Linked DNA regions of Homo sapiens: region 1 is linked to region 2. A link is a loop called in an ENCODE intact Hi-C map of the cell type or tissue named here. Cell type or tissue: prostate gland. All regions are shown on one strand. Each heading gives the region's core, and the rest is flanking DNA. Links, peaks and the distances in the headings are about the cores only.

The links. Peaks named below come from ENCODE experiments on the same cell type or tissue, not always from the same donor. Only the 100,000 strongest peaks of a DNase experiment are listed, where the experiment ranks them.
Region 1: a loop joins it to region 2, with 4 times the contacts of the local background. A loop is called at or near these places in 91 of 110 quality-filtered maps.

Annotation. Positions count from the first base shown.
Region 1 is chr2:205,881,077-205,889,799 of GRCh38, forward strand. No RefSeq gene overlaps it. Among named protein-coding and RNA genes, the nearest start is that of INO80D-AS1, 200 kb to the right of the region's middle. RefSeq lists enhancers at 6,318-6,818, 6,819-7,319. In prostate gland, for the core only: a CTCF peak has its summit at 4,719 (motif pointing left); a DNase peak (open chromatin) is centred at 4,705.
Region 2 is chr2:205,761,936-205,770,658 of GRCh38, forward strand. NRP2 (neuropilin 2) reads left to right here. Exons shown (of 17, transcript NM_003872.3): 13 at 1,739-2,001; 14 at 3,539-3,635; 15 at 4,848-4,868. Among named protein-coding and RNA genes, the nearest start is that of NRP2, 84 kb to the left of the region's middle. In prostate gland, for the core only: a CTCF peak has its summit at 5,012 (motif pointing right); a DNase peak (open chromatin) is centred at 5,016; H3K27ac peaks cover 700 bases.

The DNA of each region.
Region 1 (8,723 bases), core at 3,642-6,141, 120 kb after region 2:
TTATCTAGGAAAGAAAGGGAAGAAAGGGAAGGAAAGAAAGGGAAGAAAGGGAAGGAAGAGAAGGAAGGGAGGGAGGGAGGGAAGGAAGGGAGGGAGGGAGGGAGGGAGGAAAGGGAGGGAGGGAGGGAGGGAAGGGAGGGAGAGAGGGAAGGAATGGAGGGAGGGAAGGAATGGAGGGAGGGAGGGAATGGAGGGAGGGAGAGAGGGAGGGAAGGGAGGGAGGGAGGGAGGGAGGGAGGGAGGAAAGGGAGGGAAGGAATGGAGGGAGGGAAGGAATGGAGGGAGGGAAGGAATGGAGGGAGGGAGGGAATGGAGGGAGGGAAGGGAGGGAAGGGAGGGAGAGAGGGAGGGAAGGGAGGGAAGGGAGGGAGAGAGGGAAGGAATGGAGGGAGGGAAGGAATGGAGGGAGGGAGGGAGGGAAGGAATGGAGGGAGGGAAGGAAGTTTGGTTAAGAATAAAACTTCCAAAGAGATTGGTTGAAGATTGAAACAAATTTTTTAAAACTTTGAGTCAAGACTTTGGTATCAGACAAGTGTGGGTTCAACTCTCAGCTTTGTGTTTTACTCCATCTTTAACTGAGGGCAATTTATATAAAGATCCCTATGAGAAATAATTGAGGCAATATATGCAAAGTGCTTGGCACAAAGTACATGTTTAATGAACCTTAGTAATGAGGATGGTGTCCCCCAGGGGTTAAAGGTGGTAGAGATTACTTACGAAACAGAAGCAATGTTGTAATCCAGAATTCAAAATTGAACCCATAACATACTATTTTTTACCTAACTGCCCACTGACCAACATTGATAAACATCTAATACCTAGTATTGGTGAGAATATGGGGAAAAAAGGCCCTTTCATGCAATGATAATAGGAGTACAAACTGATACAAACTTTCTGAAGCCAATTACAGCAACTCACATCAATAGTCTTAAAAGTGTACATACCCCTTGACCCAGAAATTTTACTTCCAAGAGTTTATCTAAGGAAAGAATCATGGATGTGTGCCAAGACAGATACCCAAATACATTCATTACAGCATTGTGAATGATTAGCAAAAGTTGAGGGGGGTGAGGGAGGAAGACCCAAATACCCAACAAAGAGAACTAAAGAAATGATGATAGAATACTCAGAAGCCAGGGCTGGCACAGTGGCTCACACATGTAATCCCAGCACTTTGGGAGGCTGAGGTGGGCAGATCACTTGAGGTCAGGAGTTCGAGACCAGCCAAGCCAACGTGGCAAAATCCTGTCTCCACGAAAAATACAAAAATTAGCCGCGTGTGGTGGCACTCGCCTGTAATCCCAGCTACTTGGGAGGCTGACGCAGGAGAATCGCTTGAACCCAGGAGGAAGAGGTTGCAGTGAGCCGAGATCCCACCACTGCACTCCAGCCTCAGCGACAGAGCAAGACTCTGTCTCAAAAAAAAAAAAAAAAAAAAAAAAAAAGAAGTACTCGGAAGCCACTGACAATGACATTGTAAGGAGTGAAGGACTCAAGAAAATTTTTACAACGTATTTTAAAATTTAAGACGCTGGTTTCAGAACACAGGGAAATTTCTAACATTCAATAAGAAAAATGCCATAGAGACACTAAAATATTATAAGCAGCCATCCCAAGCAGTGGGAATAACGAAGAGAAGAAGAAGTCCTCCCTCAGCACCTATGACCAACCCGATTCCTGAGGGTCGGCCCAGCCCAGGCACCACACAGGATGGAGATCACACCCCCTGCTTGCTTCTCTGCTCCATGGTTTCTAGGTTGTTCATGGAGTAAGGTCTTCTCCTTGTGAAGATCAATTTCAGGGAATATTTATGCGACTACTCCTGAAAATGCCTATAAAAACAGATTTTTTTTTTTCCAAATGTGATTTGTTCTTTGACAAGTACAGCAAAGCAAGAAAACACTATTTTTGGAAACAAATGGAATATATCCAAAAAAACTGTGGAATGTAGTGGTAGAAACAAATACATTTCTATATTTGTGCATCCACTTCTCTCTTCCCACCTAGCGTTTGCCAGTAAGGGAATAATCTTTGTAACCTCCAAAAATGTCACAGGAGGGGCATAAGTGACTTGTTTCAAGGGGCAGGCTTGAGTGCCATGAAAGTGGGATTCGGCTCCAAGCCCTGAGGCCGGCACGATCTTCAAAGTTCTACAGAGAAGAGACCGGAGGCCTTTTTGTTATGTTAATAGCCTTTAGCTTAATGCTTTTTGCTGTACTCTTTGTTTTGGAGAAATAAATTAAAGGTGTTAAGCTGAGAAGGGTTATAATTGATTTCCTCTTTGTGCTTTTCTATATTTTCCAATTTTTCTAAAACAGATATGAATTACCACTGTGACTAGGTTACTATTTTTTTAAGAGAAGGGTGAGGTGACCGCCACAGCTATCTCATGGCATCATTTCAAGTGCCCTGCAAAGATCTCCCTTGACCCCCGAGGTGGCCTGAAATACTTTTCACTGAATATAGGGACCTTCATTTCAATGAGATAAAGTTTAAAATTCAAAATTCTGGACCAGAGATGGGAAAGGACATATCTCTATTTGCACACTGTGGTAAAAATGACTAATAATACTTTGCTGGGCTGTACCTTGGGAATGGGCTCTTTATTTAGGGGTTCATAGCTTCAGCCTCCTAACTCCTTTTTTTTTTTTTTACCCCCCCACCCCCCGAGACAGAGTCTGGCTCTGCCATCCAGGCTAGACTGCATTGGCACAATCACAGCTCACTGCAGCCTCAACCTCCCGGGCTCAAGCAATCCTACCACTTCAGCCTCCTAAGTAGCTGGGACTACAGGTGTGCGCCACCATGCCCAGCTAATTTTTGTATTTTTTGTAGAGATGAGGTTTTGCCATGTTGCCCAGGCTAGTCTTGAACTCCTGGGCTCAAGCAATTCACTCGCCTCAGCCTCCCAAAGTGCTAGGATTACAGCACAAGCCACCATGCCTGGCCCCTAACCCTAACACAACTCTGTAGGTCAGGGGTCCCCAAGCCCCAGGCCATGGACCAGTACATGGACCACTACTGGTCCATGGCCTGTTAGGAACCAGGCTGCACAGCAGGAGGTAAGCAGCAGGTGAATGAGCAAAGCTTCATCTGTTTTTACAGCTGCTCCCCGTGGCTCCCATTACTGCCTCAGCTCCGCCTCCTGTGAGATCAGCGGCAGCATTAGATTCTCATAGGAGCATGAACCCTATTGGGAACTGTGTACCCAAGGAATCTAGGTTGCATGTTCCTTATGAGAATCTAATGCTTAGTGATCTGTCACTGTCTCCCATCACCCCCAGATGGGATTGTCTAGTTGCAGGAAAACTCAGGGCTCCCACTGATTCTACATTATGGTGAGTTATATAATTATTTCATTATATATTACAATGTAATAATAATAGAAATAAAGTGCAAAATAAATGTAATGGGCTTGAATAGTCCCGTAACCATCCCCACACCCTGGTGGGCCCATGGAAAACTGTCTTCTGCAAAACCAGTCCCTGGTGCCAAAAAGGTTGAGGACCACTGCTCTAGATCATGTGGGTTGATTTTGCTCTTCCTTATCACTAAAGAAAAATGAGTACCCAGCCATTGGTCATGTGTGGGCGAGAATGGTGCCTTACAATTAAACCAAAGAGCGCTGTGCATGGCGCTGCTCTCCCTTAGCTCCAGTAGAGGCGTGGGGTCAGCTTGCTCAGCTCCCTGAGTCTGGGTTCCCCCTGTCCCTTGGTCTCAGAAAGGTACTGAAGCCCCGCATTCAGCTGGATGAGGAACCTCTTGGACCTTACTGTTCCGCAGAAGTGACCCTAAAGCCGGACTCACTGCCCAGGTCCACTTGAATGGTCTCATGGGTTGCTACTGAAATGGCCCAAGGTTTGAAGCCACTAAGAGCGGGCATCAAATCCTAGCTACCCTCCTCATCTGGGTCACCTTGGCCTCGCTCTTCACACTCTCTGACCTCAGCTCCCTCACTGGTAGTGGAGGACATGGGTCAATACACTGTCACTATTATTGAAAGCTCAATACATTGTGACTATTATTCATGAATTCTTTAGCTGCCTTATTTCCACTTCCGGATGCAGACTTGTTTACAGCCCTGAATATAAAGGAATCAAAGACCAAGAACCTGATGACAATTAGGTTATATTTGTTACAGTTCTGATCATTTTTCTCTTCGGGTCCACTGATCCACAAAAAATACGTATATAAATAACAGGCAACCAGGTGCCTTATGCAAGGGGGAAAAAATCTTAAATAATCTTGTTTTTGTGGGTTTCTATTTTCCAGAAAAAAATTAATAAATACAAAAGGATTAATTTTTCTGCTTTAACATTTTTTAAGTGCACCAAAAACTTTGTTAAATACACAAGTAAATATATGTCACTTTAAAAAAAATTATAGCCAGTGCAGGATAAGAGAGGGAAAATCCATTGGAAAAGAGGGCGCCGCGGGACAACCCTAGGATAGGAGATGGAGCCATGGATGGGCCCAGAGCTGACTGTGGCATCCGAAAGATACGCAAGGAAAAGCAGTGAGGGGGCTGTAAGGAAGAGGTGGTGAGGGAGTCCCTGAGGGAAAGGAGAGGCTCTGCAAGGAAGGAGAATGACGGGGAAGGCAAACGTCTCCTCCTCCCTCCCACACCCTCTGCCGGTTTTCCCGCTCTGCCTCCTGGCGCCCTTTTCCGCCCAGAAAGCAGGAGCCCGCCTAGTCCTTCATGGCGGGAGAACAGCGCCCTCGTGTGGACTGCCGGGTTCTTGGTGCTAGAGGCAGTTTGGGTCCGTTGCCTTTTCACTACTCCGGACACACATTGTTTTTCAGCAAATGAGAAAGCCGCATAAGCAGCATCCCAGGCAGTTTCTTTGCAGAAAACTTGGTAAGGATCAAACAGAAATAAGCCAAGTGCAGCGATTTCCCTCACCCACATCATTCACCTCCGGCAAGTATCTGACTCTATTTCTCTTTCCAATGCCCAACTTCGGGGGTGCTCATCCCAACAGGCAGTAGCTCCTGTAGTAGCCCAACCGTGCATCCCTGAGAGGCGTAAGGGCAGGGAGCTGGCAGAGCCATGGGGACATACGTGGGGACAGTCTGGAAGGCGACGTGATTGGCCTAGGATGCGAAGGGTCCATACTGACGTAGAGAGGGGCTGGGCAACCTCTGGATGCACCAGAAAATGCTGTGCTCTCCCAGGGCAGTGGGGGATTCACACATAGGATTCCTCCATGGCTCTGGTGTTGCTGGAAATACTTCTAGAAACGCCCATTCAGGAAATGGAGGGGTGCACAAAGATTTCTTTACAAAGGTGTCGTTTGCAGCTTTATTTGTAAATCTGCCATTTTGGAAGCGGCCTAACAGCAAATAGGAGGGGCCTGATCAGATACACAGCGCTGCTCCCATCAGTGGAATGCCGTGGAGACATTAAGAATGATGTGGCAGGCTAGGTACCATGGAGAAATCCCATCTCTACAAATAATACATATATATATATATATATATATATATATATATATATATATATATATATATATAAAATGTATATATATAGCCGGGTGTGGTGGCGCACACCTGTAGTCCCAGCGACTTGGAAGGCTGAGGTGGGAGGATCGCTCGAGCCCAGGAGGTAGGGGCTGCTGTGAGCCGAGATTACGCCACAGCTCTCCAGCCTGGGGACAGAGTGAGACCCTGTCTCAAAAAAAAAAAAAAAAAAAAAAACCCACAAGATACCGCATCCAGCCATTCACTTCCAACCTGTGCACTGCTCTGCGGTCATATGCTTTCCTTCTATTAAAAATAATAATACTAATACATTTAAAAAATAATGCAACAGTCTATTTAATGGCAAATGGGCACATATGCTCAATGTCATGTTAAATGTTAAAAATACAAATCTGAACATGGCATTATGGTGTAGATTTGTCTTTCTTAACCCCACTTTTAGTTTGTTCTATCATTTTTTATGTGCCTTTGTAATCCATGCTGAATCCTTTAGAATAAAATGGAGATTTAATAAATAAGGAAAATTATATGTACACTAGATCCACCTTCCAAAATGTATTTATGCACTTAGAGAGGAGGACAGAGAGAGAGAGGCACAAGATAAGTGAAAAGTACAATCCTGAAACATTGTGACAATCCTTACCTCTAGCTAAGGATGGTTGGTCATTTTTATTTACATATTTTATATTTGTTTTCATTTTCTACACTGAATAGGGTTTACTTCTTAAATCAGAAGAACAGTCCATTTTTTTCAAGAAGCAGAATTGTGGCCTAGCCCACCTGCCTGCCATTCCTACCCATGTCTTAGGCAGGTGAGCCAGGCAGACTCTCTCGAAGCGAATCAGAAACATCTTGGGAGGTTCAGCTGAAGGAACAAAGGACTCCTCGCATCCAGGATCTTCCAATGCCAGCATTTGAGCGATGCCCTAAAGAACCAGCCTTGTCCCACACAGGAGGTACCATGTGAAGCTGTTATTGATTGTTTACAGGTTAGTATAAAAGGATTTATCGGTGTCATGTAATAGTTTTGAATAGGGCTTGGAGTCCGGGCTCAGAACTTAAATTCTCACTCTGTTGTTCACTAATGTTTGATTTGGAGTGATGACTTATTCTCCTCATCTGAAAAGTGGAGATGTAATCCTTATACCTCTCAAGATTGCTGAGAAATTAAATGTGGTAGTCAGGCTGCACCATATGAAGTTGGTGGTTTTGTGGGTGTGAAGTGGGTGATCCCCGGCCATTTCTGGTTCAATCCGTGTACATTGGGAGCTCAGCACGGTGCTGGCAGGTGGTCAGCGCTTGCTCAGCCTCCGCACGGTTCCACCCCCATTCCACAGATCAGGCTGTACAGGGCCGAACGTGGGAAAAACAGGGCTGCAGGAAGGCATGCAGGGCCTGGGAGGGAGTTGTGGGGAGGAAGGAGGGAAGAAGCCTCAGAACGCCAGAGGCTCTCAAAATGCAGCGTGGCCAAAGCTGATGCAGCGTCAGCCTCCCTCTTGCCATTTTAAAGATACTCCACCCCCAAACAAACACACACACCCCTCACCCTTCTGACCTCATTAAATTTACTTCTACATGGCATAACTTTCTTCCCCAGTCTGAGCCCTCTGGGATCCACCTTGTGACCTCAGAGGGCTAACGTCACAATGGGGACCCTGAACCCTCACTCCAGCTTCTCCCCTGGGCACAGGTTTGCTGGCAGGTGCCAAGGTGGTAGGATATGCTTCCTCCCAACCTGGGGAAGGTGCAGAGGCTGTGACTGAAGCAGCCTGGCATGGTGCTCCCCTTGGTCCTAATTAACTCAGTTATCATAAGTTCCATTGCATCCAGGACTGAGATACCCAAGTCCAAGGAATGGGGAACCATTAGAGACACACTGGCGGCGGGGGTGCAGGAAAAGAGAAAGCCACCACTAGTCAACCTGGTGGGACTTCCAAGGAAGGTAATTCAAGGTTAGGCATTTTCTTGGGATATCAGAGTCTGAATCAACTTTCATCTGAAATGAAAGGTCCTGCCCTGCCCCAGCCAGAGCTGCCAGTGCCTCCGCCCCTTTAATAGGGACTTGGTGCTTTCTCAGTGCCACCCATGAAACTCAAAACTGAGTGGGGGCATTCCACTGATGGTTTGGGGGTTCAGTGAGAAGGGAGACGGGGTGTGGGAGAAATGGTGGTTTCAAAGACTCTTCCATCCTTGGGTTAGCTACTCTAAGAATAACATGTACAACCATTAGAAGGAAGATCCCCATGGCTCATGTCATTTAAGGCCCTAACCAGCCCTGTGTGCAAGAGTCATAGCCATTTTTAATGGGCACATGGGCTGAGAGATCATGGGCTAAAGATCATGCCCAAATTCACACACGAAAGATGTGAGAAGCCAGGACCCAAACCCACACTCCCTATCTCAAAATTCATTCTCTTTTTGAATTGCCACAAATTTGCAGGAGAATAATTGTTCTAGGATAGAGATTCTCAAACTACAGGGCAAGAAACCCTTGATACTGCCAAGTTATGTCAAGGAAGCTGCTAATTCAGATTGGACATTAAGTATGGCCCACAAACTTAAAAAAAAAGAAAAGAAAAAAAGGTATGTCTTGCCCAATCACCCCTTCATGCATCAATCCAACTGCTATGTACCAGCATTTTTCGAACATCTATAGATGTTGTTATGATGATTAAGATACAATTCATTGTATTGCTGCTTCCTGTTGTTGCTTGGTTACTGCAGTAACAGGCAACCACACAATTCCAGTGGCTTCCAGCACCCAGCATTTATTACTCACCTGATTCCATCCTGGCTGCAGGTTGAAGCAGGCTCTGCTCTGCTCCACGTGTCTTCTCATTCAGGTACCCAGGCTGAAGGAGCAGCCTCTGACTGTGACATGCTGCATGAAACCTAGCTAAGCCACACAGTCGCATCTAATCACATGTCCTGTCATGACTGATAAGTGGGGGTGGATGGCCACTTCAGCTACTGGAGGCACAGGAAGGGCAGGGATGTATTTATTTTGAAAGCAAATCATCATGACTGGGTGTGTGGTTCACACATGTAATCCCAGCACTTTGGGAGGCCAAGGTGGGCAGATCACTTGAGCCCAGGAGTTCAAGACCAACCTGGGGAACAGAGTGAGACCCTGTACTTACAAAAAAAAAAATTAATTAGCTGGGTGTGGTGGTGTGCACTTATAATCCCAGCTACTAAGGAGGCTGGGGTGGGAGGATTGCTTGAGCCAGGGAAATCAAGGC
Region 2 (8,723 bases), core at 3,454-5,953:
CATTATGCAAGAATGAGCTTTAATTATTATCATTAACAGCAGTAATAGTAAGATCTGATAGGGGAAGCATAGGTTTAGAAGATCTTTGAGGGTCTGATTTGGCATCAGTGTATCCTCCCTCAGCAGACACCATTATTAATTCTCTTCTGTAGACAGCTGCCTTTTAGTTATCTGTGCTGATTTTGGCCTTGCAGAGGTCACACCTTGTAGGGTATGTAGACAGATGTGGCTTTGGATGGTTGAAGAGGCACAAACTGGAATCCCATATACGCATACTAAACTGGTCTCATTTGACTTCAGGGAAGCATAGCTTCTGAAGCACTAATCCCAGAGAGCCTAAACAGGAAGGAGCTTAGGGGAGCAGGGAGGTAGGTGAGGCAGCTGGGGAGTCAAGAAGGAAAGAGCTGTTTCTGGGCCACTGATGGGAGGTCCAGCACAGGCTCAGCTCTCACCTAGAAAGTTGAGGTCAGCAGGATTAACAACAGCAAAGCAGTGGTCCAGGGAGTATTGCATTGATTCTAGGCTCTAGAATCCTAGCCCATCTACCCTGACAAGTCCAGGATATTCACAGTCCCTGTGGAGTAAGAAAGCTCTGTGCATCTGTCCCAGGTTAACATGACCTCACACTAACATGATCCTAAGGCATCTGACGTGCCCACATTCCATGCTGCATATGTGGTAGAAAAGTGGCCCTGCCATCTTGCAGAAGTATTCAGCCTAAGACGCCCCTATGTTTCAGGGCCAAAAAGAGGTACTGAGATTTCCTCACCAAATGCCACCTTGTTCTCTGTACAAGTGGCCAGAATGGTCCTGTACAAGTTGGATTTGAAGGTGCAGGTCACACCTGTGTTCTGCAAGGCACGTAGTCTGCCAACAGCAACAAGAACTCGGTCTTCCACATGAGTGTCTGATGAATTTGAAACTAATCAGCCAAAAAGGCCATTCTCCAAACATTTGGATTGGTAAACCCTTAATTTCCCAGAACACATATATTCTCTGCTAAACACACAGCCTTTGTTAATGATAATGACAGCACCTTTATCACTGGAGCCATATGTGCCTGGCTGTCTCAGAAAGGCCAAGTTCAAGCCTCCCTGAATCATCCCTTTCAGCTCCCACCCTCTGTTCTGTTTGAAGGTGACACTGGGCTTCTGAGTCACAGTCACTAGAGCCCAAGCATCATCTAGGAGCACTGATGGAGACAGAAGGTTTTAAATGTCAGCCATTTGGACAGTGCCCAGCCAAGATGGCCAGGGCTGGAAGCATCAACCACCTGGTCATAGTCACCCTCCAATCTAGCAGCCCCCCACCCCCTATAATCTGTCCCCTTGTAATTCAGTTCATCAGATTGCACTGGCCCTTTGGGTGAGTTAATGATGAATAAGATGTGGGTCTGGCCTCTCAGAATCTAGAGGGAGAAGAAGGGCACGCACACAACCAGCCAAGACATAAGGCAGCTGTGCCGGGTGCTCCATGTGAAAGAGATGGAAAGGAAATGATACCGAGAAATAGGCAGGAGGGACCGATTTGACTTAGAGACTCTTAAGAAAACACAGCATTTGAATCAAGGCTCTGAAGGAGCCTTAAGAAAGGGTCACAGAGCCTGGAGAACAAGGACATGAATAAACCAAAGACACCGAAACTCAGTCCCAACTTTCCCTTGGAGAGGCCACAGCAGCACACTGGTGTCTTTCCCGAGTGTTTATGGAGAACCTCTGTTTGGGTTTGTTTCTGCCAGATGACAGGAATTTCTTGCGGCTGCAGAGTGACAGCCAGAGAGAGGGCCAGTATGCCCGGCTCATCAGCCCCCCTGTCCACCTGCCCCGAAGCCCGGTGTGCATGGAGTTCCAGTACCAGGCCACGGGCGGCCGCGGGGTGGCGCTGCAGGTGGTGCGGGAAGCCAGCCAGGAGAGCAAGTTGCTGTGGGTCATCCGTGAGGACCAGGGCGGCGAGTGGAAGCACGGGCGGATCATCCTGCCCAGCTACGACATGGAGTACCAGGTGGGGTGAGCAAAAAGGGAATCTTGTGATCCGTATTTCAATATTTCAAGGGCCGAGCCCATTCATCGTTAGGGAACGTGGTTAAGCGCTACTGTTTTCATTGTGTTTCTCACGTTGCCATGGCAACTGAATGACACTCTTATTTGTTATTCAGAATATGCCTATCTCTACACCCAGACTTGGTTCTTTGTTCCTCCTGTTGCCTTTTATATTGCTGAAATCTTCTCCAACAAATGTTTCTCCTCTCCATTTTATTTTAGATTGCTATCAGGTAGGCTGACAAAGGGACACAGAAGCCAGAGAAATAAACACAAACAAACCCTCCACACACAAGGAAAGAGGCCTGTGGAGCCCCTTCAGATCTGGGGAGGAAATAGGATAATCTCCCAGACCTGTCCCAGGCAGCAAGAACACAGGAAGGGGAGCGGGGGCTGTTGGCGCTCAGTGGCCGGCAGACATGAGAGGCTCCAGAGTGAGTGCTCTCTCTCTCTCACCAGCTCCCGGAATGGAGTTCTGTTATCTCTGCCCCACAGAGCAGGAGACTGAGGCACAGATGGGTATGTTCAGCCGTGGTTGCAACTTGGGTAGGAGTAGACACACTGTGGAAGAGGTGACTGAGAACCAGCCAAAGCATTAACCTTCTCCTCCCCAGACGAGGAGCAGCAACAGATGGCTGGTGCAGCAGCCAACTGCTCACCCAGCTTGCCAGAGGACATGTGCTAGTTTGCAGAGAGGAACCTGGGGAGGGCGAGCATGAGAAATGACTGAAGACCACAGAGCCGAGGGGCTTCTGTGTACAGCCTGCAGTCCCTGTCCCTTGAGGTTGCAAGGCATCCTGAGACCTTCCCCACCCCCATCTGGGTTCCCACTTACTCACCTGAGTGTGTTGTATTGTAACTACCTGTTTGCATTTGTGTCTCAGCCATTAGATGGGTGAGCTTCTCTGGGCAGAGATCTTGTCTTACTAGGTTTTGTTACTATCCTTATGTCCAGGGCATAGTAGGTGCTCAGTAAATGGCTGGTGAAAAAACAAATTCTTTTCCTCCTAGTTGTAATAATGAAGCCCTAAGGCAACTTATAATAAGGAGCACAAATCAAAACCTATGTGCTGTATTTCTCACATTACCCCCACCTACTTGTGTCTTCTGAGTTTTCAAATACCTGGATTGGGCATTTGAAAGATTTATGAGACAGGAACCTCGAAAATAGTGAGGGAAGTTTCAACCCCCCTTTCAATAGTCTCTGATTATGGCCCTTTTAATCAATACATTCTAGTTACTGGACAACAATATCCACCCCCTTGTTATATTTTCTTATCCCCTTAAATATGCGTTTGATTTGAACAAACTCATTTTGAATTAAGATTTCAAGAGCTGTAGCCATGTGGTCAACAGATGTGTACCAGGTGCAATAACACACACACACACACACATACACACACACGCTTTAAGCTGCAGCTAACAGAAACTTGGAAATCCTTGCACCGTTTGGACTAGGAGACTCAGTTAACCATGGCTCTTATTCTTCCGGCTTCTAGATTGTGTTCGAGGGAGTGATAGGGAAAGGACGTTCCGGAGAGATTGCCATTGATGACATTCGGATAAGCACTGATGTCCCACTGGAGAACTGCATGGGTATGTGAATATCTGTCTCTTCATGGTTCTTTCAAATAAGACCCCAAGGGCTGGGATAAGCAAGAGGAGGCAGGACACCATTTTCCAATGCAGTCGTTACCCAGTGGGTGGGGCAGCCACAGTCTCTGCAAGGTAAGGTGTGGGTGTAGTTGTGTCTTAGGCTGGGTTCAGGGTGGGAAGGGGTGTGAGGTAAGGGGACGGCTTATATCCCTGTTCCCAATCAGAAATAGACATGCACTAAGTACATAGAGGTTCAGGGTGCCAAGACCCCCTCAGCAAACCCCAGCTTTTAGCAAAGAAAATGCTAGAGGACGAGAGCAACTGCCAGTCAAAATTATATGCTGGAAAGGTTTGATGGATTTAATGGAAGCCTTCACTGGTGAGCAAAAATAGTACATATGTTATGTAAGAGTGATAACACAATTACCTGAGTAGTTATTTTACATGAATGAATTGCAGAGCAAACTGTGGCATTTGAAGTAAGATTTCAGATTTTTCTTTAAAACGAATACCTCTAATGCCCAAGATCCCAAAGTTGTTGTAGGATTAAACATTGCAGGCCAGGTGACTGGCACGAGAAGGATATCATAACCATCATCTTGGTCAAAAGCACCTGAACAGCCAGTCCACCTGAGAGGCACGCATTTTCTTCAGGGTCTCCTGCTGCAGATGAGGTCACCCTGGCTGTGTCCCATCAGAGCCATGGACATTTCCCAAACCAAGAAAGGAACCCTGAGAAGGCATGAGGGTTGCTTTCAGTCAGCAGAGTGGCTGCAGTAACTCACCAACTGCCTTTCTTGGCACACGACCCCTGGTGTGTGTGTGCTTGATGATGTCAGAAGCACCTGGGACCACCCCAGTCCCTCCGGGCAACTCTCAGGCCCCAGGCATCTAAAAGTAATCCAGGCTCTGAGAAAGTAATCAGCAGTAAGTAACTGATTACAATACTTTAGGGACCCATTTCTTGATGAAGGACTTTTTGTTCCAAAGCAACTTTGAGAATCCCCCCTCCTCCGCCATCACCACCCCATGATGATGATGTGTTAGAGCCAGCCTAGAACATGTGGAAGATGGGGGGCCCTCTCCATGGAGTGGTACAAAAAAACCGAGTGCAGTCATGTTTATCATCATATTCATCCAATTATTCACTCTATGTTCACCCAATTGTTTCTTGCCTTTAACTAAGTCCAATTTTTTGTTTGTTTTTTTCAGAACCCATCTCGGCTTTTGCAGGTGAGAATTTTAAAGGTAAAAAAAAATTTTTTTTTTGCATGCTTTTTCCTTCCCCCATGTGATGTGAATTTGATGGGGGGAATCAACCTCCAAATTTGTCAAATCTCGCAAGAGAAAAGAGACGCCACACCTTCCTGCCGCTAGATGGCACTAGCAACACCTGTAGATGCGGGAAGGGGATTGAGAGCCTCACTGTCTCTTGTTTAATTAAAGTTTAGAAACCTATTAATAGAGACAAATAGGTTACAGATAAACCTTTCAGCCTTGCATTGTCCAACGGGGAGCAATGAGGCTGAAAATGCAGGGGTGGTGAGAAAGGAGAGACTGTGGGAAGACTGAACCAAAAAAAAAAAAAAATCAGTATAAATTAAAAGTGAAATGAGGTGGCAATGATTTATTTTAGCCTGAAGATGGTTTCTTTCCAGTTCCAGGGTACCAAGGCAGCGGTTTCAGTTAACCACAGAGCCGAGGGGCTTCTGTGTACAGCCTGCAGTCAGTACCTGCAGTCACCATACCTCAGTGAGGTACGGTGGCAGGCTGCTTGTAAGAGAAGGAAGTTAGGAAAGAGACACAGAAGTGGTGGCCTCAGGAGAAAGAGTTGCCACATTTAGGACCCGGTGTCCAGTCAAGGGAATAAGGAGGTGCATTCGATGACTGGAGCTAGAGCACTTTAAATGCAGGACTGAAAATCAGAAAGGACGTGTTCTCCCCCGAGAAAGCAGAGAGAGCAGAGCAAAGTGAGAAGAATTGGGGATGCTTGCCTCATCCAGGTTATAAAAAAAAAAAAAGGCCTCCAGCCTTGGGTGATGGCAATGTTGTTTGTGCTGTTACAATGCAGCAGATTTTACATTTTGCCCTCTTTGCAAACCTATTAGCGGACACTGCTGAAGTTCCCACACCGGTTTCTAATGCCAAACATTTAGGAGCCACTCTAAATGCGTCACTGCAGTTGGCCTGAGTGTAAAAGCACACACAAAAACACCCTCACCAAATGATGGGGGTTCTTCATGACCTGTTTGATGCCAGCAATTGTGAGGATTGCTGTGCCCTCTTTGTACTGGCTGGGCTTACCCCTACAAGTGGCAGCATTGCAGAGATAAGGGCAGCCATTTTTATATCTGCCGTCTAGACTCGTTATCTTCACTCTCATTAATCTGTCCAGCTCTGGGCTAGAAAGAGATGAATTCCTGGTTTGCCACCTAGATATGCTCCCTGACTCCAAATCATCTCACCCAATTTGCCACTCATCAGCTCTAAGACAGCCAGTGAGGAACAAAGCTGCAGACGACAGGGGAATGACAGACCGACATAGAATATATTGCCTTTCTTACCCTTCCTCGTGTCCCTGAACCCCATGCCCACTCCCTGTACCACAGTTCTAAAAGTATTAAGAGTATTCATGTGCATACACTGGTGCTCTCTGGGGGTGAGGTTTATGTTAATGTAAATCCAAAGTATTGGAGGAAAGCTGAGAGCCAAACTGAACGACTTTGGATTACAGTCGAATTCGAGTTCTAACCTTCAGGACCCAAGGTAATGCTTATGTTGGTGAAGTGAAAGCTGTGGATGTTGTTTCGCCTGACTCTCTTTGGGTTGTGGAGACTCACAGCTCCCAGAAAGGCTGGGTAAAGACGTGCCAGCAGCTGCTGCAGACACTGTTCTGTGTGCACACCGTGTCGGGCCATGACTGACAAGTACAGTGGCTAAGTGCTAAGTGCTTCACTTCCGTAAGAGAATAAGCAGACCAGGGCACGTACACTCTCCTTGAAACTGTGCTTACCATGAGGCTTCACAGGCCAGTCATGCTCTCTTGTAAAAAATATATACATAAAATCTCATCTGAGCAGCAGTGCTCATTTAGCCAAAATAAACACAGGGCTTAGTAACTTGAAGGTAAGAATTTCCAGGGTGCTCCTGGTGGGCCGCTTTGAGGCTAAGCAAAGGCAGTGCACAAGTTGCATGGATTAGGCCATGGCTTTCGTCCTGGAGGATGGCAAGCATCTTTGGGAAGAAGAAACCAAGGCTTGGGGAGCAGAGACTTGGCCAATGGACACAGTAAAGAGCAGAATCTGAATTGGGAATGGAGAATTTCATTCACCTTGGCACGTTTTACATGGAGATCTGAGTTGGTAACCAGATGAACCTAGTGCCATGGGTCTCTTCTTTCTGGCTGAGACCTGTTTGACCACAGCATGCAACTCTGCCTTGAGCAAACTTTTCTGTTTGAGAGAGGAGAGGACTGTGTGTTCCATCTAACCTAGTGACTCATATACTATTCCTCTTATGGTCAGGACAGCAGGAGTCCTCTCTTGATCCGGGCATAAAATCAGCCTTTTCACTCAAAAAATGGAAACAGAGAAATCAGGGGGCAGGCAAGGTATGGAAAGTTGATGTTGAAACACTGCCAACCATAGGCATTTACATTGTTATACATTTTTCAAATTAGAGTGTTTTTCTTTTCCCTTATAAATTAATCATGCAACAAAGGTAATCTCATTCTTTGGGAGCAATCACTGTACAGGTAAATCTTTAGTGAAATACAATAAAAGTGGCCTTTGGACCTGGAGTTATTAGATGGTCGCAATCTTTTATATTTGGAAGTATCTTTCATTTTCCGCCTCTTACTGATTTCTTGCCATGCAATATTATTTTAAATTTAAATCATCCTGTGTTTTCTGCTGTGTGTGTGTATATACATACATACACACACACACACACACACACACACACACACACAGACACATTGTGTGCCAGGATGTGAGTCAGTAATGAAGAAAAGCCTGGAAGAAAAAGAGATCTGTGTTGAGAAGGGAGAAAGAGAAGAAAGAATGAATAAACTGTGTTGTCATGTGATTTTTTAAAAAGACCCTTTTTTGTGGTTGTTATGAGTCACATTTTAAACAATGTAGCCTGGGTGTGCATTCTTTTCTTTTCTTTTTTAAAGCAGTGGCTATAAACATGGTGCCGTCATGTATCTTTTTCTAGGATTTGAGCTTTAACAAATGAAAAACCGTGTGTATAAAGGGGGGAAAAAGAACCGAAAAGTGGTGTAATTAAGGTGATGGATTATTTCCTCTTACCCAATACTTTCTTTTTTCAATAAAGGAAACAAGAACAATAAAGAAGCCAGTAAAAATATATGAAGCCCATAATCAGAGTTCTGGGGTTTGTTGACCAGGTGGTTATTTTTAGCAGCTCACCTTGGAGGCAAGAGTTTTTGTTCGTGTTAGAGGCTGTGGTTTCTGAGCAGAGCACGGGCAGAGAGACGATCTGGTGCCCTACCTGTTAGAGACTCACGGAAATCCCAGCTGGGTGCACCTGTGGAAGGTGGTTGTCAGAGGGAAGGATTCAGAATGACTGTCCTACGCTAGTGGATGCTAAAAGGAACATCAATGTCTCCCGTTTCAGCTGGGAATGTGGGGTTTATGACTCAGACCATTCCTAAGGTCCAGGGGCCCCATTTCTCGGGTCTCCCTAGGTGCCTTTCTGCAGTTCTCCACAGTTCTCATCCAGACAAAACCAGGAGAAAGTGCACATCCACAGCTGTCTCTTGGGCATAGAGGGGAGCAGTATTAAGAGAGGCCCATTTTGGGGGTAATGCTGGCTGGCATTTGACTCTATTCCTTAGGCTTTAAGTTCTGTTTCTTTGGTGCCAACTGGCCAATCTCTGCATTTTGCACCCCCTTCTCTCCTTTCCCATTCCCACCCTCACCCTCTATTGCCTGCCTCCCAAGGCTTTGTCCACCAGGGTAAGGTCCCCCATCCCAGGGCCTGGCCTCACATTCCCTTTCTCCCTGGACTCCCTTCCTCCCACGCCTCCTTCTCCTAGAAGCACTTCTGAGATGCAGAGAGGGT